2 separate regions of the Homo sapiens genome follow, and region 1 is linked to region 2. The links are chromatin loops, found by intact Hi-C in ENCODE. Cell type or tissue: HepG2. All regions are shown on one strand. Each heading gives the region's core, and the rest is flanking DNA. Links, peaks and the distances in the headings are about the cores only. Region 1 overlaps ITGAV (integrin subunit alpha V). Region 2 overlaps ZC3H15 (zinc finger CCCH-type containing 15).

What was found. A loop is a pair of places that touch in the nucleus more often than their neighbours do. Peaks named below come from ENCODE experiments on the same cell type or tissue, not always from the same donor. Only the 100,000 strongest peaks of a DNase experiment are listed, where the experiment ranks them.
Region 1: a loop joins it to region 2, with 4 times the contacts of the local background. A loop is called at or near these places in 33 of 110 quality-filtered maps.

What each region holds. Positions count from the first base shown.
Region 1 is chr2:186,594,119-186,610,963 of GRCh38, reverse strand. It overlaps ITGAV (integrin subunit alpha V), which reads right to left. Exons shown (of 30, transcript NM_002210.5): 2 at 8,813-8,943. Among named protein-coding and RNA genes, the nearest start is that of ITGAV, 12 kb to the right of the region's middle. RefSeq lists a silencer at 15,488-15,782. In HepG2, for the core only: no CTCF peak of the experiment used is centred there; a DNase peak (open chromatin) is centred at 15,613.
Region 2 is chr2:186,492,952-186,507,203 of GRCh38, reverse strand. ZC3H15 (zinc finger CCCH-type containing 15) reads right to left here. Exons shown (of 10, transcript NM_018471.3): 2 at 11,870-11,971; 3 at 6,911-7,022; 4 at 5,779-5,931; 5 at 4,617-4,708; 6 at 2,990-3,172; 7 at 1,607-1,753; 8 at 1,363-1,464; 9 at 368-491. Among named protein-coding and RNA genes, the nearest start is that of ZC3H15, 14 kb to the right of the region's middle. In HepG2, for the core only: a CTCF peak has its summit at 2,914; a DNase peak (open chromatin) is centred at 2,933.

The sequences.
Region 1 (16,845 bases), core at 14,110-16,609, 91 kb before region 2:
TCTTTGGTAACTTACGACAATAGCAACAGGAAACGAATGCAGCCATGAAGGCAAAACAGATAACAGACTACATGAGCAGTCTAGGTTTGCTACATGAATAGTCTCAATATTGTTTTGCATCGCAATCTATTATAGTTTGGAATAACTTTACTACTGAAAATACATAGATCATTAATCCCTAAACTAAATCATCCACTTGTGAGTTTTCTACCTATCAATCATCTTAGACTAAAACAAAGAAATCATACCCAAAATAACTGTTTCATTTTCACTAATTCCACAACATATCAAAGTTCACATTATTCTTTCAATTTAGGGGAAAAAAACTATTCCGTCATTATGCAGACCTTGCTTAAAATCTATAAATTATGAAGAGTCACTGGATGAAAAGGTTTACAAATCCAAGAGGGCAACTGCTATTTCAAAAGCAAAAGCAAGTTGTAATATTTCAATCATTGCATAAACATATAAAATAAGAAACTTTTTAAAACATCTTAGTTGTGGCTTTGTTTATACATTCTATCAGGCAAATCTGGGGGAAAAAGAAAAATAAAGATGACAAGCCAGAGTCAAGATCTTGAAAGAACATTAACAGGGCAGCACATTTTGGAGATAACTTTTGCAAATCTAAATTTTGGACTAAGGTTTCCTTTTTACTCCTGAAGGCTCACTAAAGCATAAATATTATTCAAAAATCAAAGCAGCGAGTAACTTTTCTATCCTGGATTGTACCTTCTACTAAATTAAACTTTGTATCATGAAACTCCACATTTTTTAAAGTCGTGTCTATAATATTTTGAATATATGTATATGATAATATTCATTATTTCATGTAACTTCTATCATTTTACCAAAAAAGTGACTAGGAAAATTAATAAGACGGGTACTGAAAGTATTAGTTCATCTGCAATGTTCATGTGAAATCTACAAGGAACCAGGAGTCCAAGATGTCCCTATGGGGCTCTAGATCCTTCTATCTCTAATATAATACTCTATATGCATTAAGATTTAATGGTAAATTTATTTGGCTAGACCTTTAGAGTATGTTTTTAAAAACTCATTTATATCTTTCCTCAGCTACTTCCAGTTTTATTCCTCATCGTGCCCTCAACACCATAACCCCACCACCACACACGTATAACCCTTATGCCCACATACATATATATATATGTAGGGCACATGGAATTACTTGATTATCAGTCCCTAACTTCTTTTACTCAGCATACACATACTGTTTTCTCAAGCTAGAACCCTCTTCGACATCTAAGGAATTTCATCTCATTTTTCATTAGCTAGCTCAAATGTCACCAACTAATCTAGGAAGCCTTCTTCAAAGTCCCCAGGCAAAGTTAGATACTTTCCAGTTATGCCTCCTTTATTTTGGTATGAATCTATTTATGTCTACTTTTCAGAATTACAGTAAAATAACTTTTAGACTGATCTCTCAAATACATTTTTGAAAGCCTCTCTCTTACCCCCAACTCAAACCACCAAAATCATGTTACAGGATAGGAAAGCACATCTAAAGTGTCCATCTGTCTTCTTTAAAAGCTAAGAAAGTTGTGTTATGATACCTTAAAAGCAAAATCCAGATTTTCTTAATTAGCTACTAGTGTATGTCTTAATGCACGTGACAAGCAACAGTTACATGGCCTTTTAATAAATGATATACTATCTAACATCCAGGGACGTCACTGGTAAACACAAAGTAAAATTAGTTCATGAATTACTAATTAGCCCAACAGATAAAAAGGGTTATTTGCAAAGGATGTTTCCTTCCTATTACCCTGTTTTCCAGTCAAAAGGAGAAAAAGGCACCCTTTTAATCCTATACCTTTTAGTTCCCTCTACAAGCTCATAATCTTCTTAGTTGTGTAAGATAAGACAGGCTTTCCAGGTCTTTCACAGATATGAGACTTAGACTCACCCAAACAGACACTACTATAAAAGTTTTAAATCTCTATAAAATGATGCAAAGAGGCATGATGGACAAGAAATTATTCTCATGGTGTTACTCCACATTCAGCAATAGCAGTACCAGCAACAATAAAATCCACTGGTTGTTCTTTTGTTAGCTTCTCTTGGTTCCTGCTTATTTTTTCAGATAACTGTTAAGTTACCAACATCCTTCCAATAAATTCTTGTTCTGTTAAATTTAGCTAGAGTCTATTTCTATTACTTTTCATGAAGAGCCCAAAACTTGCATGGAACATACACACAGGCAACCCACCATATGGAAGTGGAATAAATGGTGAGTGGAAATAAATGTGTTCCCTGCCTTTAGATAGCTTATAGTCTACTCAGGAAAACAAACATACTATAACATCAGTAAGAAAAAAAAAATCAACAAAAAATTCAGCTTAATAAGAAAGAGAACTGTACTCAGTGCACTAAGACTACCAGTATGGCAGAACCTGACTTAAAAGGTGAATGGGAGAGGAAAGGACCATTTTACAAAATATTACTTAATGCCAAGCATTTGTAGTATCTCCAAGCACTTTACTGTAAAATTTTTGTTGTGATTCTAGAGCTAGCTGAGGTTTGTTCTTTTTTGTAGGAAGGAATATAGTTACTATTCTATTTTTTCAAAGGAGAAACAGACTATGCAGCAACCAGCCTAGAATATTTCATACAATTACAGACTTCAAATGTTGATGCAACATCATCTGCGGCTTCCTAAGGCTCAACTAAACTTTCAAACTCACAAAACTATCAAAGGCCATATGAAGCACCAATCTACTTGCAAGGATATAGGACACAACCACAGCTTTCCAGCAGGACAGAACCAGACATACCTCTTTGGTGAGAATCCTTACATGAACTTTCCTATACAACTGTCCACCCAGCTGTCCAGAGTACTTCTCTTTGCCCCGCCAGGTGACGGCTCAGATATGAAGAAACAAAACCTGGTAGACGCAGGAGTCATTCTGGCTTCAAAGCCTCTTGCCCCCCAGAAATGATATCTTTTGCAACAACTCCATAGCCATAGCTTCCAGAGTCGCCACAAAACACATGCCAGTTTTGTGTCACTATACTCAAGGAACCCCAAAGCTATGACATCCCTATCAGGTACTTAGTCTATTTATAGTTTCTCCCAATCCAAATGCAACTTAACGTCAGGGGCCATTTTTAGCATAAGCAATGATACCTAGTCACTTAGTCACTCAGATACTCAGTAAGTCAGACTAGAAACTTAAAGGAAGACCAAACTGGCATGCAGAATAGAAAGTGGTTTTAATAACCATTTTCCAGCAGATGATTATTGATAATATTCCATTTTAATATCCCTATATGTGTTATTCAGTTTAGTTCCCATTATGCTATAGTAACAAGCATCCCCCAAATCTCAAGTAGTTAAAAAGAACAATAGATTTTTTTTTGTCCACACACATATGAGTAAGAGTCTAAGCTTTATGTCTTCCTTACCACAGGCCTCAGGTTGACAGAAGTTCTACCATTTCAACTATCACTACTCCCTGTGACATCTGGGAAGGGGCAGAATAATGCCCCAGCTCTTAAACCCTGCCACCCAGAAATGACACAATTCTCCTTATGTTTTATGGGCCAGAAAAAGTCACATGGGCATACCAAAGGTCTTCCCAGAAGTTTAAAAAAATGTGAATAATGACAAAGTGTTGTAATATCTCCCACATCATATAATTACAGCTAATTTTCTTGAGACTGTTTCATAAACTAAATTACTTCCCAAATATTAAAAACATGAGGACAGGGCACTTTTAAGCACTAAAATCTGTTCTGGGCTCAGAAACACAATAAAGTAAATAAACTAACCAATTTATACTCTTCGTGATCACCCCTGGAATGTATTATACAATGTAGAATGGCAGGTAATTTTCCCAAGGTAATGTTAGAAAAAATGACAGAGGCTAGATTTGAGCCCATGTCTGTCTAACTACAAGGCCTATTCCTTTTCATGACACCATGAGGTTTAACAATAGTATCAAGTTTAGGAGGGATAAAAGGATGTGATCATTTCAAGCAGACGAAGAGCAGAAACTTTAAGGAGGGAATGGCCAATGGGGTGAATTGTAAAAGAGCAGTCCAAAAAGATGAGGAACCATAAGCATCCCCTGAAGCTGGCAAATAGGCTGCTGTCAACAATCGCAGTTAGAATCACTGCTGGGTTGGGTCGGTGCCACAACCCAACAGTGATTCTATTGGATTGAAGCATGACAAGTGATGAAGACACAATATGTATTCAAAAATCATGGATGTAAAGGAAAGAAGAGAGAAAGATGTGACTGACTAAGAAAAGATACATGTTCAAGGGAAAACAGTTTTTGATTAGTTTTTCAGGGAAAAAACTTTAAACACACTTCAAAGTTGGGGAAGAAAGGAAAAGGGAGAATGTAGCAGGGATACAGAAGCAAATGAAGGAATAGGGAGGGTCTCTAAGAAGGCAAAAGGGAGGAATAGCGACATGAAACAGCTCATGTTTACTGAGCCATTTCAACATGCCAATCCCTGTCCTAAGCACTTTAGAAGTCTTCACCTATATGTAAATTAACTCATGCGATGTAATCCACACCCATGGAGCAGGTTGATGAGAATACTGCACTAGGGAGATGAGGGTAACCTAACAGTAACCCGTGCAACGTCAACAGCTGGTAACTGGCAGAACCAGGGTTTGAGCCCCAGGGAGGCTGCCTTCAGAAACCCCACATATCTGCTCAGCTTCTGTCTCCCTTGAGATAATAAAAAAGAGAGAAGGCATTTGTATTGTAGGGATGCTTATATGTTTGGGCTAAGATGGGATGAAGAGTTCCTTGGGAGAGAGACATAAAGAAAGTTTAGCAGGATGCGATAAGCTATAAGCATTTCTTCCTTGAAACTCAATACCATATAGTTTAATGTGGCTATTTTAGATATACATTTTCTTGACTGGATTATTTAAATCTATGTTGTCCTCTTACATTCAAATAAACACCATTTGAATAAAAATACTAATGTAAAAAAATGAAGTCTTAATTGTTTTTCCACTGGGGAGGTCTCAGAAGTTATACAAAAGGATTACAGAAATATCATAAACAGGGACAAAAGATATACATATACATAAGAATATATGTATTATACATATACATAAGAATATATGTATTATACATATACATAAGAATATATGTATTATACATATACATAAGAATATATTATACATATACATAAGAATATATGTATTATACATATAAATATATATATATATATATACACATCTACAACCACTAAAGGACTTTAGTTATTTCCTTACTATATAAAAACCTCTTATCGTACATTCATCTCTTCAATTTATTCAGCACTAACTTGTGCTGGGCACCAGACAATGTTTAGGCCCTGGAGTCTCAGCAATGAACAAAGATAAAAAACGGTCCTCATGGAACTTACATTCTAATTGAGGGAAAGAGACATTCACTAAAAACAAATAAATAACATGTAACAATGTAAGTATTACTGGGAAAAATAGAGAAGAGGATGGAAGTACAAGGTGAGAAGAGGGAGTTGGAATTTTAAATGAGATGGTCATCACTGAGAAGATAATATCTGAGCAATTCTCAAAATGATGGTGAAGCAGATACTCAGTGGATATTTAGGGAAAGAATGTTCCAGGCAGGAAACACAGCCCAGGCAAGGGTGAAGTGGGAATGTGCCTACTGTTTATGAGGCACAGCACAGAGAATCAAAGGGAGGAAGCAGAGTGAGCTCATTGTTTTAATCCCCTGGTCATTTTGGGCTGGCTCCTGCCCTCTGAAAAAAGCCACAGCTCCTGTCACGTGGCTCTCTACACCTAGTATTCTGTCTTCAGATTCTGGTAATCGCTGCCTTCAGGCCTAGAGGTCACATTTTAACTAGTGCTGATATACGATCAATCCCCAGGTACCTGCACAGACCTCTGTAAATAGTCAAAATACCTCAATTTAAGTGTGCCATCTCGTTCCTGGCAATGCCCTAATTCAGAAATCTAGGGCAATAGTCCAGGTGGGAGACAGTGGTGGCTTGGACCAGGATATTAGCAGTGGACTGATAAGAAGCAGTTAAATTTTGACCTACTGACAGATTCAATGTCAAACACAGCTCCAGATTCTGGCCTAAACACTGAAAGGATGGAGTGCCATAAACTGAGATTCATTTTTTAAAAATCACAAATTAACAGAAAATATGTGCAAATATACTAAAAGTAGCTCACAGGAAAAGGGATACTGAAGGCTTACAAACAAATATGAAGACACTCAGTCTTACTGTTAATTAAAGAAATGCAAATTAACATAACAGATACTATCTCCTCCTATAAAACTGACGAAGATTTAAAAATATGCTAATAAATGAGGTTGCCATGGGTTTCAAAACACAACTGGAGGGGTGTAAACTTCTGTGAGGGAAAGTATACAATACCTAACAAAACTTTAAATATACATACATTTTGATCCAAAAATCTCCTTTATCATACAGATATATTCACATATTTGTACAAATACTTGTGTATAACCTTTTCACTACAGCAGTGTTCATAATAAAAGACTGGAAATAACCAAAGTATCCACTAGTAGAAAATATAATTTAAGCAAATTAAGTACACATATACAATAGAATAGTATCAGTGATTTACAAAAAATGAGGTAAATTCATATGCCGATAAGGAAATATCTACAAGAGATTTCTATTGTTAGAACGGTGCAGGGAGGCATCAGATTTTTGAGTTGCCTTTTTTTCAAGGATGCATACATATATAGAAGTAAGAAAATTCTAGAAGGATAAAAGAAATTGTTAAGAGTAATTGCCTCATGCTGGGCACAGTGGGCCAAACCTGTAGTCTCAGGACTTCAGGAGACTGAGGGGGGCAGACTGCTTGAGCCCAGATGTTTTGAGACCAGCCTGGGCAATATGGCAAAACCCCATCTCTTTAAAAAAAAAAATACATAAAAACTAGCCGGGCTGGTGGCACACCTCTGTAGTCCCAACTCCTCGTGGGGCTGAGGTGGGAAGATCACTTGAGTCTGGGAGGTGGAGGCTGCAATGAGCCATGATCACATCACTGCACTCCAGCCCGAGTGACAGAGCGAGACCCTATCTCAAAAAGAAAAAAAAAAAAAAGTGATTGCTTCTGAGAAGACTGATGTGAGTTGTATGTTTCATTGTACACCCTTTGAGACTCTTTAAAATTTGTTTTACCATGTGCAAATGTTATTTTCAATAAACAAAAAATTATCTGAAGCAATAAATTATCTTGCAATGCACAAAAACCTACAGTGTTAAGTACAGAAACATCTGAAGAGTTCGACCTATCAAAATCTAAACTGTGGTTTCCTTTTATTAGTTCTCATATTTTGTTAGACAATAAATGCCCTAAAACTATCATATTCTGAGTCACAGGTATTTCTCCATTTATGGTAAAATTGGGCCTTTTTACAAACTCTTGGAGTTTTCCAAGTATTAGCCATATATGGAAAAATACAACAACAGAGTTTAATGTAGATAATTTCAAATGGAAAAAAAAAACCCTGAAAACATGTGCATGTGATCTGGTTCCCATTAACAGCTGGCTTAATGACTAACAATCATTTTGGCACTGATCACAATGTCAAATGGAACAGTCCACATCATGATTCCTGTTTCACTGACATATTTCCCAGAATCAATATATTTTAGTACTGGCAGGAAATAACAATATGGAAAAAAGGATTAATTTTCTGCAGGTTTATCTTAAAGCACTCTGTCAAAGCCAGCAAATCAGAATCAATAAAAAATTTTGTAAGACTATTGTACTAGAAGAATGTCACACTATTTCCTTAAGGACTATCTAAGATTTCACAAATATATATAAATATACCAATATAAATGCGTACAGAATTCTGCATATTTTATTTCACTGGCAAAAATGTAAAGCTTATTTCTCATCTTACACATGCTATTTTTCTCCTTGCTACCACAATTCTGACACTGAAAATTATCCCTAAAATTCTCCTGTTATCAGAACCATAATATATAATTTTCCCAACAAAGTCTTGATAAATGTTTACGTCACCTAAGTCCACCTGAATGCAAAAGATTCCTCCACTGCTTTTTTTTTTTTTTTTTTTAAGATGGAGTCTCCCTCTGTCACCCAGGCTAGAGTGCAGTGGCGCAATCTCAGCTCACTGCAACCTCCACCTCCCAGGTTCAAGAGATTCTCCTGCCTCAGCCTCCTAAGTAGCTGGGATTACAGGCAGGCGCCACCACACCCAGCAAATTTTTGTATTTTTAGTAGAGATGGGGTTTCACCATGTTGGTCAGGCTGGTCCGGAACTCCTGACCTCGTGATCTGCCTGCCTCAGCCTCCCAAAGTGCTGGGATTACAGGCGTGAGCCACTATGCCCAGCCTCCTCAACTGCTTTTTATAGCACAGCCTAAGGCTTGGATATATTCATGATCAGAGATTTGATCTTCTACAATAGTGAGTCATGCTTCAATTTGGTTGACAGAGAAGCAGCAGAATGCCTTTCTGTGCCTATGAGCTCCCTATTCTCAGAAAAGGTACAAAAACATCCTAACAGGTTTACCCCAAATTTCTGTGGGTTGATATTATCAGTTTACGGCAGAAGACATCTGAACCAATGGAAACACAACGTACTTTTAATACTTTCATCTACCACAAAAATTGTAGGAAAAAATCATATAATAAATCGTTTGTCTTTATATAATTTTCCCTGTGAAGCTGAGGTGCTTATCTATATAATTGTATTAAATGGCTACATTTAAACTAAACCAATTGCAAAAAAAAAATCAAATGAAATCAATGAAAAGAAAATTGTGCATCAAAATTTACCTGTTGCATCAAATTCAATTGGCTGGCACCGGCGGGTAGAAGACCAGTCACATTTGAGGACCTGCCCTCCTTCCACAATCCCAGGCTGGGTGGTGTTTGCTTTGGGAGCTCCCACGAGAAGAAACATCCGGCTAAAATACAAAAGCGGCAGACCAAAGTTTAAATGAAACAAAGTGTAAGCAATATCTTCTGATTTATGAGGAGCAATCATTCTCTTGATATTATCTATAAATATTTTTTAAAACCATTTGCTATTCACTGAGGGCATAATCTTCATTATTCATTTGGTAGTCTCTTGCATGCATACATTATTTGATATAGTTTATTTTTCCTGATAACTTTATAAGGCAAGTTCAGGGTTACATTCATTTAGGAATTTATGCAGGTCAATCATACACTTTAAATATGTACAGTTTATTGTATGTCACATATCTCAGTAAAGCTCTTAAAAATGTATGCTGCCTAGAGGCAGGAAAGTTTTGTTTTGGTGTTCTGGTGTGTGTGTGTGTGCATGTGCGTGTGTGAGAGAATTACTATGCATTTTCTATATTCTGAATGTTGAGCAAAAAAAAAAATATTCTAAGTAAATTATTCCAAAGTATAATTATAAATATGATTTTCCCATTTAGAAAAATTATCTTGCATTAGAAATATTGCTGTAATTTTTATTTTATTCTATTTTTTTTTTTTAAGAGACACAGTTTTGCTTTGTCACCCAGGCTGGAGTGCAGTGGTACAATCATAACTCACTGCAACCTCCAACTCCTGGCTCAAGCGATCCTCCTACCTCAGCCTCCTGAGCAGGTAGAACTACAGGCATATGCCACCATGCTAAGCTAATTTTTTTTTTAAATTTTCTGTAGGGGTGGGGTCTCGCCACATTGCCTAGGCTTAATTTTTTTTAATAGTTGACTATTTAATAAAAAATTTCTTATCACAAGATTAATCTAATCAATTCTTGGTCAAAGATTAGGACCACTATTCAATTTCTTTGTCATTAAGGTAAAATAAACCAAAGACACAATAATCAGGAGTAAAATTTTTAATTTTAAAGAGATGTTTTCTTTTGTTGTTTTCTATTCATTCATAAAAGATATGAAGTGAGTGCTTCCTCTACATAAAGCAAGGTCCTAAGTGCTAGAGATACCAGATGACTAAAACAACCTTGGTTTCTGCCTTTTTTTTTTTTTTTGAGACAGAGTCTTGCTCTTGCCACCCAGGCTAGAATGCAATGGCATGATCTTGGCTCACTGTATCCTCCACCTCCCCAGTTCAAGCGATTCTCCTGCCTCAGTCTCCTGAGTAACTGTGATTACAGCCGCCCACCACCACGCCTGGCTAATTTTTATATTTTTAGTAGAGACAGGGTTTCACCATATTGGTCAGGCTGGTCTCTAACTCCTGACCTCAGGTGATCTGCCTGCCTTGGCCTCCCAAAGTGCTGGGATTACAGGCGTGAGCCACTGTGCTTGGCTGATTCCTGCTCTTAATGGAGGAATTTAGCTTACATTCCCTTAGAGGCAAGAAACTAGCCAATAAATAAATTACTATTACAAGTCCTACCAAGTAAGCAAACAATTAGCTGAGAGAGATTTTTGGGAATAGGGAGAGGAGACCTTCTTTAGACAGAGCAGTTATCTCTAAGGATGAGAGGGGAAAGATTTCCTCTAGGTAAAGGAAAGTCTCTCTAAGGAAATCATCTTTAAAGAATGGGGAAGAAAGTTCTCTTTTAGATAAAGTAGACAGAGAAGTTATTTCTAAGGAACTCACCACAACATTAAGATGTACAGGATCAGAAGGAGGGTGCCTAGGAGCATTTGTGTATTGAGGATGGAGGGGAGTGGGGGGTGGGGATGAGGGAAGTGGAATGAAGAGATGGAGGGAATATGTGAGGCAGAGGTAGAAAGACCCTGGCAAGAAAGAATTGAATCTCCAGGAGCTACAAAGAAAGGTATGGCTGAAGGAGGGGACAAGCCGGGAGTGGCACAAGATAAGGTCAAGGAGCCTGGCAATAACTAAGTCAAATAGGGCCTTTTGGCCATGGTTAAACTTTGTATTTTATCCCAAGGTTCATTTGAAGCCACTGAGTTTTTTAAGAAGAATGAAATCATCTACTAAAGAAAACTAAATGTTATGCCCTATGGGGAAAGCATTAAGGGAGAGGGAGAAAAAAATGGAACAAGGAAAGCAAAGGACTGGCCGCAGCTCAGGGAGCAGGTGAGTGTGATCTGCAGTAAGAGGGTGGGTGGAAAGATAGGTGACAGATGGAAAAAAACATCTGGAGTACAACAGCAATCGCTGGAGGCCTGAATATGAGAGAAAAGACATTCAAGAATGCCACCTAGATTTCCTTCTTGAGTGCATTGATGGGAGAAAAGCCTAGAGAGCAGAGAAGCAGAAGGCAGATTAAGTACTTACAGGAGTTCAAGACTAGCCTAGGCAACATAGTAAGACCCCCATCTCTACAAAGAATAAAACAATTCACTGGGTGTGGTGGCATGCGCCTGTGGTCCCAACTTTGGGGGTGGAGCTGGGGTCCTGAGACAGGAGGATGGCTTGAGCCCAGGAGGTTGAGGCTGCAGTGAGCTGTGATTACAAGTGCTACAAAGTAAGCAAACAGCCTGGGTGAAACAATGAGTCCCTGTCTCAAGAAATAAAATAAAATTAGTATTTACAGAAAAACCATGAATTCAATTATTAATATGTTTGTTTGAGATATCTGTGAGTCATCCAGTTGTAGTCTGAAGCCCTGCCTGAGACAGTATGCTGTATCAGAACACAGTTGGGGTTATTCAGCCAGGGGAAGCGTCGAAAGAGGAGGGGCAATGAGTGAGTTCTCAGGGACAACAACATTTAGGAGTCAAGAAGAGAAAGAAGATAAAGTAAAAAAGATTTTTGTCTTTAATCTCAAGAAACTGATTGAAATATAGGAGGAAATAAAGCAGGATACAGGCAGACAAAAACAGTCCTAAAATGCTATCACCATAATCATTTTGTTTCATTAAATACTAAGTCACTTAAATTATTCTGGCAAAGGAAACATTTACAATTGCTTTTCACCTTTTTGTGAAATTAGAACGAATGTACATCTTAAATATGGAATGCATTCACTTGAACTTTTAAAATCAATTTCTTATTCTGGGTAGTAGCTGCCAAATCTCATCTACAGTAGACAAAAGCTGGCTGTACGAATTGCAGGGTTACAAAGAATCCTGCTTTCTGACACTTATCTTAAAAATCCACAAATTCAAAATAAAGACGTAACTCCCAACCAAACCACGCCCTATTTAATAGAGCTCCATGCAGTCATATCTGGCATCAGTAAAACACCAATGTTGGCTCTCTCCCATCACGGCAAAATGATTCTGGGTAGAAAATGAACTTAGTTTTCATTCAGCAAAAGTCTTTCATAAGAAAAAAAGAGGTTGGGCACAGTGGCTCATGCCTGCAATCCCAACACTTTGGGCGGCTGAGGCAGACAGATCACTTGAGGTCAGGAGTTTGAGACCAACATGGCAAAACCCCATCTCTACTAAAAATATAAAAATTAGCCAGGCGTGGTGGCATGAGCCTGTAATCCCAGCTACTCGGGAGGCTGAGGCAGGAGAATCACTTGAACCTGGGAGGTGGAGATTGCAGTGAGCCAAGATTGCGCCACTGCAGTCCAGCCTGGGCAACAGAGGAAAACTCTGTCTCAAAAAAAAAAAAAAAAAAATGCTATGAGTAAGAGAGTCCCCACCTCCCATAACTAAGAGAGCAGCTCGTCATCAAAACCCCATCGGTTCTTTTTCTAGAGCAGAGTTGGTTAACACAGTGAAACTCTGTGTGTGTGTGTGTGTGTGTGTGTGTGTGTGTGTATAAATTATAATATGTAAATTTATTACATATACAATTTTTTTTCTACGGGTCTAAAATTTGACCCCAAAATCACACAACTACCCCTTTTCATCAGAATTAAATGATTTTTGAGTGCATACTAGAACAAAAGAACAGTTCAGGTAAGTTTGCTTTTGAGGGTCAATATCTTGAATAGTGCTTGCTTGGGACATTGCCACAGTAGTCCTAATGAGAGTAATACAAGCACAGGTATGTACACGTTCTTAGTGTTGTAGATCATACCAGGTTCTACATCAGGATAGGAGAACTGGTTCTCAAGCTTTGCCTGGAAACCTACAAGCAAAAATCACTTCTGGGTTGTCTTCAAATAGTAGCTCACAGCAGTGGTCCCCAACCTTTCCTTCCCTGGACATAGAGGGGGATGCTTTCGGGATGAAACTGTCCAACTCGGATCACCAGGTATTAGGTTCTCATAAGAAGCATGTAACCTAGATCCCTTGCATGCACACTTCACAGCAGGGTTCACACAATAGGGTTTGCTCCTATGAGAATCTAATGCCACCACTGATCTGACAGGAGGCAGAGCTCAGGTGGTAATGCTCACTCTCCTGCTGCTCACTTCCTGATGTGCAGCATGGTCCCTAACAGGCTATGGACTGGTACTGGTCCATGGCCCGAGGGTTGGGGACCCCTGTCTTACAATATATTTTATAACTTTTTGGTCAAAACTATTCTGCCTACCTTATGATAAATTGCTTCTTTGAATGTAGGGTACTCTAATTCATCTTTTGCACCTGCCACATTATAAGAACTCAAGAAAAGTTTAAATGGACAGTGGAGTAACAAAGTAAATTCAATAGCTATGTCTCAATCTTAAAGTAGCCATATATAAATAAGTCATTTCCACTACGTCTGAACCCCTCAAGAATGCAGAAAGCATCCTCTATTAAACATCCAATTATTTAAATTACCCTTAAAACAATTTCCTTGTGTAACATCTCTACTTAATTTTGGGTTTCAGATACTTTCTTTACTTGGCACTATAAGACAGAGAGAGCTCGGAAGTTATTAGGAGAAGGCCTTCAACAAAGACAGAGAAAAAGAGCCCAGTAGGAGCATTCTCTGAATGAAAACACCACTCTATTGGCAGCACATAGCATGAGTTCCTTGAATAATACCAGGAACAAGCCTGTTGCTTTTCATCAGGCTATCTGCACATTATAGGCATGAAATGATGGTAATCAGGTGTACAAATGGATGTTCATTAAGTTTTCCTAAGCATACCTTCATGTGCAGACTTGCATACTGGTGAAATGCTACAGAAATGGCAGAATAATATAAAAGGAATGTGTCAATATCTACATGCTAAATTTGTGAGGGAAAAAAGCTGATGAAGTTTTTCATCCAAAATGCCATCTCGATATTAAAGTTATCATTAAGATATTTAAGTTTTTTAAAGAGAACAATGAAGAGATAGAGAAAGTAAAATGACCTTAGACATATGTTAAAGTCTTACGAGGAAGCTGTGTAGTGAAAAAGAAATACTTGCATAGAAAACTGGGTACAAGGTGATAAAAGATGCTATATAAAAAAATTAAGGAATAAAAAGCAACACAGGCCAGGCACGGTGGCTCATGCCTGTAATCCTAGCACTTTGGGAGGCCAAGGCAGGAGGATCACTTAAGGTCAGGGGTTCAAAACCAGCCTGGCCAACATGGTGAAACCCCATCTCTACTAAAAATACAAAAGTTAGCCAGAAATTGCTTGAATCCAGGAGGCGAAGGTTGCAGCAAGCCAAGATTGTGCCACTGCACTCTAGCCTGGGCAACAGAGCAAGACTCCATCTCAAAAAAAAAAAAAAAGCAACACATACTACAAAAAACAAAGTTAATAAAACACTCCATAAAAATAATTGTTACTTGAATTTCATCTAAGAATGACTAATGAAAGTGTACAACAGCTTAATTAGGGTAAGAGAACTGACAGACCAGAAAAAAAATGTTTGTGATCTAAGCAGCACTATCTAATGGAAACAGTTTGGAATTAAAATTTACAAACACTGCAAATCAATTGAAGCAGTAACTTTGAATCTCTGTTCCCTTCTATCGAATGGCAATAACAATGCCCACTGTAATTACTTTAAAAAGAAACTTTCTGAAGGTGATAATAAATAAATGCAAACTTAGAAAATCTGAAACACCACGAAAATACAAGATGATGGGATTTAATTATCATCTTCGTCCTGAAAACAATTGATGCCATTAATAAGTTATTCCCTAGAAGAGTAGAAAATGTAAAACTTAAATTCTGTCTTTAAAAGGGCTTTTCTTTCCTCAGTGTTTTCAAAGGGCCATTAATGGTCAAGTGATTAACTCAAATGAAGAAGAAAAAGAGAAAGAAGGGTAGAAAAGCCAGCTTAAACATTTCTTATCAATGGTGGCGAGGTGGGGAGAATACACAGGGTGAGGTAAGGTTGACAAGAGTTTTCACTGATTAGCAGTGTAAATCTGAAGCTGAGTGACTTAATTTCCTATGCCCGCAACTCTCTCCTGATAGACTCCATTTCCCTCCAAAAAGTATGTCCAAGAACATCATCAGAATCCCCATCCTCAACATTTTTTTTTTTAATGACTGGAAACACTGCCATTAAATAACTCTCTGGGACTTCAAAATTAAGGTTTACATCCATGCCAAGAAGTGCTAAAATATAAAGGATTGAGTTTGGGAGAGAGGACAGAAAGATGGATGGAAAGGAAGAAAAGAGATAGAGGAAAGGAAAAAGAGAGGAAGGACAAGAGACAGAAAAAGAAAAAAGAGAGAGCGATACAGAGGGAGAGGTATCAGAGGAGGCAGTGAGAGGGAGACAGACAAGAGGCTCAGAGGAACCAATCAGGAGGATGGCCTTTGGATGCACTCCCTATCCAAACTGTACTTGAAGGGCAGTTGATTCACGGAATGTGACCTTGACAACCAAGGAGGGGCAACCTGCCAAACAATGACAAGTCCATTTTTCAAACCCTCCAAATAAACTAACTTGTTTGTCTGCTTTCAGCACTGACCTTTCTAAGATAAAGCATGTTTAATATATTTAGCTGACTCTGAGTTGACCAATGAGCCTTCACCAAAAGGAACTTCTGAAAAACTATCATACATGTATATAGAAATAAATGTGTATGAAATAGTACTGAATGTTATTTCAAAGCTACAATTCCAGTTTCAGATTTACTTTTCATTTTTTAAAAAATGCTTTTTTGAATCAAAAGAAAAACAAAAATGCCAGTCAACAACTACTGTAAAACAGAAGCAGTAACTACAATTTCCACATATTTTCCCTTGTCTTTCATAATGCTCTATGAAACATCATATGTCCTTAATCAGAAGTAATATAGGATTTGCTTTCTAAATAACAAAATTATAGCCTAGTTTTATGTCCCCTAATATACATGTATATTATTTATGATGAGAAAAATCAGCCAATATAATCAGAGCTACTCTGAAGTTTATAAAAAATGAGCTGGCATCATTTTGTAAAGTGTTGTGAAAAGGGTTAAAATGGTAAGAGTAGAAATGGTACATGAAGTTTTAAAAATACACACAGGTTGGGACAGATTGCAAGTGACCTTAATCCATGTTAAGCGGTTTGGACTTTCTTGCTGGCAATGGAAGCTTTATTATGAAAATTTTTGCAACAGAATACCAGGATGAAAAAGGATGTTACAGAAAGATAAAATGAATAGAAACAGACAAGATGTTCTGCACGTTTAAGAGCCAAATGATGGGCAGAGGGATGGGGGAGGACCTGAGTGCCACTGACTATGCTTGTCATAACTACACTGAAATAAGGAGTAGAAAGCAGAGATGGAATCAAGAAAACCTTAAAAAGGAAGAATTTCTAGGAGCTTCTGCCTGTTGACTAATCACTGACTGATATTAAGGTGGTGAAGTAGGAGAAACACAGAAAAATAGAACATGAGAGGGAGGAATATGAAAGTATTTCCAAGGTGACAGAGAAAATGATGCCAGCATTAATAGAAACAGAGGTGCAACTAACATCTCTTGGTGAAGACTTTTTAGTCAAATTGAGTTAAGACAGGCTAGTCAACGAGAAATGATTCACAGGCCAGGCCACTGGAATATCAAGTCAGAGATCTACTTTTAGATTTAAGATACAGCCAGGGCAAGAGTTTTATTTAAAA
Region 2 (14,252 bases), core at 1,583-4,082:
GCATTTCTTCTTTTACTTACCCCATAACACTGATGTTCTGTAGGGTGTTCATGTCTACACAATATCCTAGACAGTGCACTTTTGATAATCAAAAAATCTCAAACTCATGAGGTCCCGAAGTGAACTCATTGACTTTAACTCCAAGCTCATTTTTGTCTCCTTCTAGTTTCCATTAATGATTTTAATATACACCCAGCTGCTCATGTCTACAGCCTTTCACTATTTATTACTGCTTTTATTTATGGTCAAACCACACATTTATGTTACCAATCTGGTACCTGCACACATCTAAGTTTGCCAAGCCTGGTATAACCCCCTTTAGATAACTTCCTAGTTCTTAAAATTAGGCAAAAGTTAGCATACTTACCATCTTTATCTGAAGTATATGTGCTGAATCTTTCAAGACTGGCTACAGTAATACCTGTTTCATCTACATCTCTTGGGATGTACAGGCTTAAATCTATGTCATTTACACTCACTGAATCATCAACCTTTAACAACATATAGAAAAGAAAGTTGTTACAAATAAGAACAGTTTTCTTTTACTCCTGACATTTATCTTAATGAGCCAAAATTATCACTGATCCAAGTGAAAACAAAAGACCAATTACTGGCCAGGTGTGGAGGCTCACACCTGTAATCCCAACACTTTGGGAGGTCGAGGTGGAGGATCACCTGGGCTTAGGAGTTTGAGACCAGCCTGAGCAACAAAGCCAGACCTTGTCTCTATAAAAAACAAAAACAAAAGATCTATTTTCAAAATTATTTTTTCTAAACTTCGTTTAAAAAGAATAGCAAGGTGGTATATGAAACTTCTTCCTCTGCCATCACATTTTTATATATAGAGTACAATTTTTTTCTTTCAACCCAGAGGCCAGAATTTTGTAAGTACACAAAAAATCAACAGTAAGTTATCTGTTATTACTAAATCTGTCAACAACCAAATGACTGTGCTATTGTCTCATGCTCCCTACACTGCAGTTTTAAATTAGTGCACTTGTCCCATAACTTTTAAGCATAAAATATTAACCAAAAAATAACTCTCTCTTTTAGAGGGAGGACAAAACATACTTTTTACAGGTAATACATATAGCACTCAACCACATACTAGGCACTGTCCTAAGCTGTATAAAGAACTACTAATTCATGAACTCGATTAATTCTCACAAACTATGATGTAGAGATAATCATTATGTCCATATTAGATGAGGGTGGAGGCCTAGATTAATTTCCCATGGTTGGAGTAAGGATTTGAACCCAGGCACTGTGGCTCTGATGTTGGTGGCTCTTAACCATGTTGTGGTATTTTCTATTGTTTCTTTCAATTAACATAAGGAGATGAGGCACAAAGCTTCCTCTTACCTCATCACCACCTGTTCCCTGGGTGTAGCGGGTATCATCTGCTTCCTCATCATCATCATTGACCAGTTCAGGACGAAATTCAAACACTTCACGACCACTGATCTATTGAGACACACAAATATATCAACTCAGGACAAAAATCTAAACATTCCTTGTCACTGATGAAATAGAAACAAAATCTTGCATGACACAGAAATTGAAAATGGAAGAATAAAGAATCAGTTTGGGTGAGCCTGAGACATACCACTAGTGCTTTCCCTGCTTTGAAGTCAGCTTTCCTTCTTTCCATATCTTGTTCAAGTTTATCAATCTTTTCTTGTCTTTTCCTTTTCTTCCAGGCAAGAAAAGATTCTAGAGTGATTTTGGTAACATTTGGACCTAGGGCAGAACGCTGCAATGGTAAAGAATTAATTTTTTTTCCACAGAAGTCACCTCAAATAGTGCTTAGTTGCAGTTATCTCTTAATGTGATTAATTCCTTGCCCATGACTATCCTGAAGATATTACATTGGAATAAGCTAATTTATGTATTTTTTTACTTTACGTGGCAATGAGCAAAATGAGTATCCAGAGATACAAACACTAAAAATATATTATTCTGAGCTAGATTTCTTCTCACCATTGAAGATGAGTAACTTGTCATAAGAAATTGTTTTAACATGAATCAATTGCTGAAAATAATAAATATATTATAAAAAGCACCATAACAATATCCAAGTTTCATTTGTGTTCCTGAGAAGATGAGAAATAAAACTAAACAAACAAACAAACAAACAAACACCTACTCCTCAGGGCCAATAATCAAATAATAAATATATAGAACAAAAAATTTGCTGAACACTTGCCAGGTATTAAATGCTTTACACACACTATGCACTGATCCCCACAAATAGGTGAACAAAGGGTAATGGGGAATTTACCAAAGATGAATAGCTAACAAGTGTCAGAACCAGTATACAAACCATCTCAAATATACCTGATTCTGAAGTCTACATTTTCTATTATAGTGTGTTATATCCTGAGTGAGACACTAAATAATAAGGCAAAATGGATATAGTTTTTAATATGCAACCCTAAATCTAATGTTTCTAATAATCTCAAAATTTTCATAGAATAAAACTGTGTTTTGTACGGAGCCAAAGACAAGTAGCTGAATATCCTCTTCAGACTCATTCCCTTCTATAAGCAGAGTGAGTGTTTTGAGTCCAGAGCTGATAAAACATATAATTTAAAAACTAGAGTGTTGTCTTCTTCCGTACATATGCTAATAACTAATATACTAGTGAAAAAAGATATCAGGGCGAAAAATCTAAAACTATAAAAATTCAACCAATCTGAGAACTAAGCATTTTTAGTAACTCAATCTTACAGAAATAATTTGATAAGCCATTAGCTAGTACTTAAAAGACTGTTTCACAATCCTAAAATTAATGTCATGATTGGCTAATGTTTATGGCTAGGTTAACATTTTACACATACAAGAATAATTAAAGTAGGGCAACTTTGGGAATAGATCACAATATTTTTTTTTTCCTTTCATAAAAGGCTATTGCCCCAAGTGGTAAGTATTAGAATTTCACAATAAATACTGCTTTCAGTTTTTATGGTAGGAAAAGGATACCAGTTACCTCTCTCTCAATTAGATCTTCTAATGAAATTTCATCTTCTTTCTCTTCTTTCTTTTTATCTTTTTTCAACACAAATCCAGGAGGAAGTGCATGACGATACATGCAAATATCACCCCCTCCAGGGCATACCCAAAACCAGCCATACTTGTTGTTTTCAATAGCTTCCAGGAAATGCTTGCACACCTATAGAGACAATATTATTCACAAGCGGTGGCTCAGTGTAGGCCATTTCCAAGGTAAATGCCTGAGTATATGGAACAAGTATACACACAAGTACGTTATATTACACAAGTACATTCTATTCATTTCTGCACATAAGGGTGCTCTGTCTAGCCTCTATTCTGTGCAGAAATGCAACAGAAGTTTATCTTAAAATATGTAGAACAATGGCAAATTCCCTTAAAGGGGAATCTATACAGTTTTCATTTGTTCTAAATTCTAAATCATACGAAAATGACTTACTTGTTTCAGTTACCCTTTGTAAATGTACGCCCCCGAATCAGAATATACAATTAGCTATAAAAAATAAAATCAGGCCAGGCGTTGTGGCTTACACCTATAATCCCAGCACTTTGGGAGGCCGAGGCGGGCGGATCACCTGCTGAGGTCAGGAGTTCAAGACCAGCCTGGCTAACATGGTGAACCTCCACTTCTACTAAAAATACAAAAAATTAGCTGGCCGTGGTGGCACATGCCTGTAACCCCAGCTACTTGGGAGGCTGACGCAGGAGAATCTCTTGAACCCGGAAAGCAGAGGTTGCAGTGAGCTAAGATTGCGCCACTGCACTCCAGCTTGGGCAACAAGAGCAAAACTCCGCCTCAAAAATAAAATAAATAGAATAAATGATTTTCTTTGGTTTGATCTTTCCTAAATAAAAATGAATCACAAGCAGTATACAGGAGCAAGGTACAAAAGGAACACAAAGAGAGTGACCCTTCACAACATGGATAGAAGATACAATTGTATTTAAGCCTCAAGTATTAAGCTTTGCAAGTAAGAGAAAATTAACAAACAGTATCCGCCCCCAAAAACAAACATAACAGATGTGTATGAATGTAGTATTTAGAATTATTCTAGCACAGCAAGACTTTTTACTGTAACTTCACTATAAATATAGACATAAATGCAAAGTTTGAGACATCAAGAACCAATTTTTAAAGGTACATTTCCTGGAATTAGAGCCACTACCTACCAAAAATTCATTTTGGAATTCATATGTAGAAATATTTTAAACCTTAAAATTTAAAAATCTATCCCTATTAAAACTAAATACATTATTAAGTGGGTTAGTTTAACAGGCCTCCTTCCACTCTGTGCAAAAAAATAGGGATTTTTGTCTGGATATGTAATTTTGTTTATCCATATTTGAGAACGTTCACCTCAGAAAATGGCATTTAAAGGACTTCAGTAACATAGTTTTATTCTTGTTCAGCTATTTCTGAACAAGAATCTATAAAATCTAACTTGTAAATTCCAAAAATAAAGCTTCGTGTACCTTATCTTGATGAAATCAAATTTTCCAGTAACTTACAGAATAATCTAATAGAAAATAGCAGCAAATACCTTGCCACATAATTCTCCCTAATGATAAATATCACAGCAACTCAATTCAAGAAAAGGACATACTATTTGAGTTTTTGGTTTTTTCTTTTCCGCCTCACCGTGCTTCTTGTTCACTACTTCTTCCAGCTTTTTCTCATCCCAATTATCCATAGTATCTAAATAAAGAAATGAAGATTAAATACTGTAATCTTATCTACTACTCCCACAACACATATCTCCTTAGACACTAATGCTGTGTTATAAGACTCATGGCTTAACACATTTTTCTTTTTCTTTTTGTTGAGACGGGGTCTCACTGTTGCTCAGGATGGAGTGTGATAGCATGATCACGGCCTACTGAAGCCCTAACCTCCCTCAATCAGCCTTGATTGACTGAGCTCGATCAATTCCTCCTGCCTTAGCCTCCCAAGCAGCTGGGTCTACAGGTATGCAACACAATGCCTGGCTAATTTTTCTATTTTTTTGTAGAGATGGGGTCTCATTATGTTGCCTATGCTGGTCTTGAACTCTTGGGCTCAAGTGATTCTTCCTGCCTTGGCCTCCCAAAGTGCTGGGATTATAGGCATGAGCCACTGCTCCTGGCCTCACGGTTTTCTTAAAACACCAAAGGCAGAAATAAATAGTTTTAAGATTATTCACCAAGGCCGGAGCAGTGGCTCATGCCTGTAATCCCAGCACTTTGAGAGGCCAGCGTGGGCAGATCACGAAGTCAGGAGATCAAGACCATCCTGGCCAACATGGTGAAACCCCATCTCTACTAAAAATACAAAAATGAGCTGGGCGTGGCGGCACGACCCTGTAGACCCAGCTACTTGGGAGGCTGAGGCAGGAGAATTGCTTGAACCTGGGAGATGGAGACTGCAGTGAGCTGAGATCGTGCCACTGCACTCCAGTCTGGGCGACAGAGCCAAGACTCCGTCTCAAAAAAAAAAAAGAAAATTATTCACCAAAGCTTCCTAAGTACTTTGGATAAATGAGCAGGTAGTACTGAAGGAAAGGGTGACAGACAATTCCAAAATAAATCACTGTTTTTTAAAGTATCTTCATTTACTTAAAGGGCATATTATGGTAATTTTCAGATTTTATAAAAAATAATAAACCCAATTAATTATTTTTTATAAACAGTCTATTAAGATTGAAATGTTCTTCAATTTAATAAATATCTTAGTAGCAAACCGAAAGTATTCAACATTTATTTTTAAGAGAGTGTTTTTAAAAAAATTACCTTTTTCAAGTTCTTCATCTCTTGCATCAATGTAAACACTTCGCTTTTCACATTTTCTCTCCAGAGTCAAGTCATGGGAGAACTTACACTTATCTCCTTTAGTACACTGTCCTTGCTTGAAGAATGCACATACTACAGACTTGGGATCTGCACCTATGTCAAATGGCATATGGTATTTGTATTATAATCTGCCAGGCTGTAAAGTATAGATTCTACCTGAAATATGATGAATTTTGGTTAACTTATTTTCCATTCACTGATGTGAGAGGAAAACGGCACTTATGGGTGATTAGCAAGACATTTCTTTAAAGTTCTTTTTGTAGCATTTATGTCTACTTTTGTTTCTTTTATTCTGACTATGAAAGGTGGCAGAGAGTGGGAAACCAAACAAGAACATAGGCTATTTCACAGGCTTTGTCTAGTTGATGTCAATAGGGCAAGAGGCAAAAAGGAGGCCAGGCATGGTGGCTCACACCTGTAATTCCAGCACTCTGGGAGGCCGAGGCAGACAGATAACGAGGTCAGGAGATCGAGCCCATCCTGGCCAACATGATGAAATCCCGTCTCTATTAAAAATACAAAAACTAGCTGGGCGTGGTAGTGCGTGCCTGTAATCCCAGCTACCTGGGAGGCTGAGGCAGGACAATGGCTTGAACCAGACAGTCGGAGGTTGCAGTGAGCTGAGATGGTGCCACTGCACTCCAGCCTGGTGACAGAGCAACAATCCATCTCAAAAAAACAAAAACAAAAACAAAAACAAAAAAAGGCAAAAAAGAAATGAACATACATGACAGAACAGTGCCAAAAACTTGGGACGTACAGTTTATTCAACTATGGCTTTGCTTACCTACTACCAAAGACTGAATGTTATAAATCAATTAGCAGTCTATTAAATTACTAATTTTGCCTTAAGTGTGGGGTGCATGGCTGCAGTTCAGCTGTACAATGACACAGATGTGAACATATACAGAGGAATCATAAGCAACCCACTGACATAGGTAATTTTGATGGAGTAACATTTTCATTCAGACATAACTGTCTCATTATCTAAAGAAAATAAACATCAAAATAAATAGTTTTTAGCATAAACTACATTTGATAAAAAATCACACTTCTGAAATTTTAAGTTTACCTTTACTTATTTTTTGAGCAGCAACTACAGGTTTGAACAGCTCATTTAGCTCCTGCAATTCTTTCTTCTTGTCATCCTTCTTCAATTTCTTTTCAGCTTCACTCTGTGCTACCTATAATATTCCCAGGTTTAAAATGTAAATTTGATTGTTTACAAAATTGTTTTTACTACAAAGTTAGCATTACCATAACAAGACACTTGCATATTTACAGTCCTTACCTTTTAACATCAGTGTTATAATGGCCTTACAGAGTCTATTCAATGTTGTGGTTAAACTATTAAACAAAATTGTAATGATGGTACCATGCCTAGTTAAAAGCAAAAGCTTACAGCAACAAGCATTTATTAAGCACTTACTACATGCTCAGCATTTTTAGCAAATAGTTTTCACCTGCAATATTCTTCTGTGAAAACAACCCACTCCCCAGAAACGTACAGGTTCATTTTGAAGATGAGACAAGCAAACATCCTGAAATGTACAGTCCCACATGATAATGAATTATACCACCCCAAAAACCTATATAGTGCCCTCATGGAAAAACACTGGGTTAGGTCAATGTAGGATATTAAACAAAACAATTCAAAACAAAACATGACATATAACATAGTTCCAGGCACACGATTTACATACCTAATATGATTAGAGGATTCATCCAAACATTTATACGTCAGGTCCTATGTTAGATGACAGAGAATACAATGAAAAGACAAAGATGCTTATTTAAAGAAGCTCAGAATCTAGCAGGATGACAGACATGTCAACAACTGTAACATAGTACATAGTGCTCTGGGAACAAAGAATGCCCATATACCTGAGAAAACTAAATTGAGCCAATAACCTTATGGATGAGTTTTTCTTGATGGGCAAGAAAAGAAATACAGAAAGAGCCAGCCAATGCAAAGTTACAGGGACTAGAGGAATAAAGTATGAGAAACATCAGTAAGATGCTTAGATTGCATCAGTAGCTTGAACAGAGTTCTCTCAACTGTTTAAAGTAACCCAATAACAAGGTCAGGTCACATTTTATAAAATATCAAGAGGGCAAGTTTTGTAGAGGATGGATTGGGAATCCAAGAATAAAGGCAAGAGGCTGCTGCAACTGCTGTACACAATAAAACACAAGAGCTTAAAATGAGCATTACTGGTAAGGATGGAGAAAAGGAGACAGAGCTGATAGGACTGACTGAACATGAAGTATAAAGGGGGAGGAATCTAGGATTATCATGTATATGGTTAGTGCCGTTAAACAAGACAGGGAATACAGGAGGAACAGGTTTCAGGGTAAGAGGTGAAGATGAGCTTAGTTTTAGACATACAGAGTGCAAGATGCTTACAAAGCATCTGGGTAGAGCTCTTTTGAAGGCAGATAGACATGCATATTGATTCCACTGAAATCAGAGAGGGTCTGCTTTGAGATAAAGACTTTAGAAATAGCAGCTTACAGGTAACAATTAAAACTTTGGGTATATGGTACTTAAGGAGAGCATAAAAAAGTGGCAAGAGTAAAGGACACTTCCTTGAAGAAAATCAACATAAAATGGGACAAAAGAACCTAAAAAGTCCAATAAAAAGACCTAGAAACATCAAAGAAGCAGGTAGAAAACCAGGACAAAATGTGTTCAAGAAAGAGGAAATTTTAGGAAAGGAATGGCCAAATGCTATAATTAGGTCAAAGACATCCCAAATCCTGAATATGACTCTATATGGTGGATGTGTTTAAACACAAAAAATGTTTTGAAAGAAAAAATTTAAGTCGCTTAATTTTTAATAGAAGTATCCTTTGCTCATCAGGCCCATCTCAAACATTTGTGGGGCAATGTTTGAGCAAGAATACAATGGAGGTCTACAAGCCATTTATCTAAATATTTAAAATTAGAAATCAAGTTCATGATGAATAAAATATGGTCTGTAACCCTACTCGACAAATATACCTTATGACCTGGAAGGACAGGTTCAAATTTAAAATGCTCAGACTCCATGGAGTTCCACACTGAAGCATGGCAGCAACACAAGAGTTAGCCCTGGGCTCTTTTTTCTCCTCTTCCCACCCCGTTTCATTCCATTTTGGGTGTAGGGGGAGGTAAAGGTGCAAGAAGGAAGGAAAGGGTATGGATGCAGGCTCTGTTCAAACCCTTAGCGTACACTGTTCTCTTGGCTACCTCAGACATATTGGTAGCACAATGGACAGAGATGGGCATGGTGGAGAGGCCTTTGTAGGCAGATAAACCAGGGTCAGAATGTTGTAGGAAGAGATGTTGCAAAATCTGGGTGGGTACATCCCCTTGGCTTCAGTGACTCCTTACCTGAGGGGAGACAGCAGTCTGGAGAAGACACATGTATCGCAGGGCCTAGACCAGGATACCCCCTGTCCAGCTCTAAGAGCAGCACTACTGCTCATTTCCGATGTTATATATGATGGGTAGGTACCCCATGTTCACAGATAAGTCCAGTTATCCACGCAAGTATCAAAAATATAGTATTAAATATACTATCAAAGCTAACTACCAGCACACACATTTCATAACTTTCCCAGGTTTATGAATTCTGATATCACCACTCAAAACACTTTCCACTAGAAGAAAAAGTTGGGGAAGAGAAAGCAGGATTGAAAAAGGGGCTAAGTGAAGAAAGTGAGTTCTTCTTACATATTGATATCTATATTCACCAGAAAATTTACATTATTTTCTTATTTAACCACCAGAAGAATCCAACAAAGAATAACTGCACTTCCACAGTACAGATAAAGACCAGGGTTGCTATTTAAGGATCATGTAACAAAAAAGATAGGAAGATTCACACCCAAGTCTATCTCACTGCAAGGTCTCAGCTGATCTGCCCGCCCCGGCCTCCCAAAGTGCTGGGATTACAGGCGTGAGCTCTAAACATTAATTTTTATTAAACCGGGCTATTAAGTTAGCAGTTTGGAAGAGCAATAGTTTTAGATTCTAGAATCAAGCTGGGAAAATGGATGTGAAAGGAAAGTGTTGGGTCACTGATTTGCAGACAGCATGAGCAAGAGAAATTTACTTATCTCACAAATACATATTAGCAGATTTTTAAAAAATCTGTAAACACATGAGAAATTCTTTCTTCTCTCCTACATTACAAAAATGTGTTTCCAGAAGTTAATGAAAAGGAGATAAAAATGGTGGAAAAATGTACTTTAAAAATAAAGATCCATGTCTATGAAATCTTTACAAGTGAGAGGTCTAAAGAACCTGAAAAAAAAAGGGGCTACATTTTTTTCAAATGAGTTGCCAATGGATAAACTCATTTTAAAATTCGTATGAAAGAATAAATGCCTAAGAACAACCAGGAAAAATAGAAAAGGTATACCATTTTGGGGAAAAGACTTGCCTTGAGACTTTAATGTACAGTCAAGCACAGAATTAATGACATTTAGGTCAATGAGGGACCACATATGACAGTAATCCTGTAAGGTTATAATACCATATTTTTACTCTATCTTTTCTATGTTCAGACACAAATCATTACTAATGTGTTACAACTGCCTACAGTATTCAGTACAGTAACATGCTGTATAAGTTAGAAGCCTTGGATCAATAGGCTATACCATATAGCCTAGGTGTGTAGTAGGCTGTAATATCTAGGTTTGTGTAAGTACACTCTATGATATTTGCACAATGACTAAATCGCCTAACGACACATTTCTCAGATTGTATCCACATCACTAAACAATGTATGACTATGACTGTAGGATAATAGTGGTATTTCAGTTGGATAAATGATGCTGGTGTAAGCAGCTATTCATTTAAAAGAAAACAAACTTAGTCTGGGCATGGTGGCTCACGTGTGTAATCCTAGCACTTTGGGAGGCCAAGGCAGGCGGATTGTGAGGCCACCCTGGGTGACACGGCGAAATCCCGTCTCTACAAAAAATACAAAAATTAGCTAGGTGTGGTGTCATGCGCCTGTAGTCCCAGCTACTTAGGAGGATGAGGCAGGTGGATGGCTTGAACCCAGGAGGCAGAGGCCGCAGTGAGCCAAGATCACACCATTGTATTCCTGCCTGGGCAACAGAGTGAGAACTTTAAGATATATAAAATAAATTCATATGACATAGACTATAAAAATAAAATAATTACAAATGATCTAGGAAAAACATGCAGAATCCAGTGGCAGGGGAGACCTTATAACCATATTTTTAAAAAGCTAGCAACATATCTAGCAATATTAAACTCTATATATACATGTAAGTTAAAAATTGGTGCATGGCAAAACATAACTGAAATATCACCAATTATCTGCAATGCAGACAAAAGGTATCTCATAAATTGACAAGAAAAAGACAACCAATAAAGCAAATAATTTCAATAGGGAAGTCATAGAAGTGCAAACCCAAACAGCTAACAAGTATACAAAAGATACTCTCCAGTAGCGAGGGAAACAATGTAACAATAAGATATCACTTTATACTTATCAGATTGTAACACATTAAAAAGAACTTTAGTATCTATTGCTCATGTACTACAAATGAAAATGTGAAGTACTACAGCCTCTATGGAAAGTGATCTGGCAAATTTATAATGTTAAAATTAGAAATCCATTTCCCTTGATCTGGAGTCTGTTACCAGCTAATTTATGCCACAGAAATAAAAGCATAAACACATGTAAGAACTCCTGTATTTCTACAGGTGGTCTTAGTGTCAGAAAGCTGGAAACAAAGTGATCACTTATGAACAGTGAAATAGATGAATATAACACACCTGTACTGTAGAACGGCATGCAATCATTATTAGAATAAATGAGAGTTATATCAAAATGGCTTGGACAATATCCAAGAGGTACTGCTGGTAAGGAAGGCCAAGGTGCAAAAACATTTCAAGTAGGATTCTGTTTTGAAATACAATTATATAATAATACCAGACATTTTATCTGAAACAGAGGCTATATTAATATTACATTTATAAAAAGATATGGACATTTAAATTACTTACCTGACGTGGATTTTGTTGACCAAATTTAACTTGATGTGTGACAGCCTTGATAAACTTCTGTTGCTTTGCTCCTTTCTTATTCTTCAAACCGAAAGTTTTGTCCTACATGAGAAAGAGCACAGAAATATCTTAGCAATTTATGTTACCATATATATCCTCCAATGATATCTAAAAATCATTATTTTTATTGATAATTATTCTTTACTAATATAAAAACATGCAAAACACTAAACATCAAGTCAAGGCAATATATGACCTTAAATCATCACCCAGATTCTTTACAATTCAATATGTACTCAACATTATCATCATTAAACCTGTTATTCTATGAAGCTTTTTAAATTTTATTATTTTTATATATATTTTTTATTATACTTTAAGTTCTAGGGTACATGTGTACAACGTGCAGGTTTGTTACATATGTATACATGTGCCATGTTGGTGTGCTGCACCCATTAACTCGTCATTTACATTAGGTACATCTCCTAATGCTATCCCTCCCCTCCGCCACCCCACAACAGGCCCCGGTGTGTGATGTTCCCCTTCCTGTGTCCAAGTGTTCTCATTGTTCGATTCCCACCTATGAGTGAGAACATGAGGTGTTTGGTTTTTTGTCCTTGCGATAGTTTGCTAAGAATGATGGTTTCCAGTTTCTATGAAGCTTTTTCTAAAGCATATTTTGGATATCAGTTCTATGGGATGTGCAAAGTTCTTATATTGGGATAAGAAGTCCTGTAGTTAAATACATTTAGGAAAATGCTTGATTAAAAGGATTCTTAATTCTTAAGCACAAGGTATCTTACAGCCCTTATCAGAGGGAATATAATAATATGCAGCACCTCCAAATCATCCTTTGTAGCAGAATCCATTTTTACTCAGAGTATCTTGAGAGGTTATACGATACTGAACACATTTTTGGGACTACTACATAAGAAGAGGAAGATACATTCAGTTCTGGACTGGTTTTTTAGTTAATAAATGTTATCCTCTCAAAAACAATTAAATTTAATAAAGAAATCAAACTACTGAAATGTATACATTCCTAGTTATTGCTAAGATGGAAATACTAAAAGTATGTAAATTAAAAGCAACATTTTCTTTAAATCTGGAATATTAATACAGTAACTTGGTAATATTCAATATAACAGCAGCTATCACTTATGGAATGCTCATTATGTGCTAAGCACTAATGGTGATCCTTGGCTATCTACTCATATTTAGTAAGTATGCAGTATGGGGTTGGGGGGAGAAAAACATTAAAAAAAATAAGTATGCAGTACAAAAACATATAGAAGCCATTGCACAAGTATGAGCAAGCGTGTGTGTGGAGGGGAGCAGTGGTCTGTAGTGGGCTGAATTTTGGAATGTCCCCCAAAATTCAAGTCCACCTGACCATAAATTTGACTTTATTTGGACGTAGGTCTTCACAGATGTAATGAGTTAAGATGACATCATACTAGATTAAGGTAGGCCCTAGATCCAATAACTGGTGCCTTAATAAGGACCACACAGGCACAAAGTGAAGGAAATGTGAAGACAGAGTGACACTGCTATATAAGCCAAAGAATGCCAAGGATTGACAGATGCCACCAGAAACTAGGACAAGGCAAGGAAGAATTCTTCCCTACAGTCTTCAGAGGGAGGGAGCATGGCCCTGCTGACACTAATTTCAGACTTCTAGCCTCCAGATCTCTGAGAGAATAAATTTCTGTTGTTTTAAGTGACCCAGTTTGTAGTCATGTTACAGCAGTTCTAAGAAACTCATATAGCAGGCTTGACTAGTGAGCTTCTCCCTAAGGTGAATGTGTGACAAGCCTGACAAGAAACCAAATGCTAATATCTGAAATATTTTTTCTGGGTCTTTTCTGGTTCTCTGGAGAAAGATCCTCCAGCTGGGAGGGCAATAAGTCTAACTGTAAACAAGAGAAAAGAGCAGGTAGAAGGGGTCTCAGTTTACTGTACAGACTTACTAGCTTCCATTTTCAGGCTCACATCCCACCTCCTCTGTGCTTAGTGTTCCAGAAGCAGAGAGGCCTGTTCTCTGCCACCTCCCACCTCCAAGAAGACCCCTCCTGTTTCTTGCAGAGGTAGTCACCTGGCTGAGCTGTAGTAGATAAGAATTATTAATTACTCCTAACACTTTTAACTTCTAGTTTTCAGCCTCTTGCCTTCTGTATTACCTAGTGCTTCCCATTGTTGAGTTTTTTTTTTTTTTCATAATTTTGCAGAGGAAATGCACTTGCTTCTTACAGGCACACTCCTAGACAGGCACTCAGACATAACCGCTCTGCTCTAAGTCAGTTACCAACTCATCCATCTACTGCCAATCTTCATATGCTGAGGTCCAAGATTACAGATGTCTTCTAATTTCAAAATAGAATTT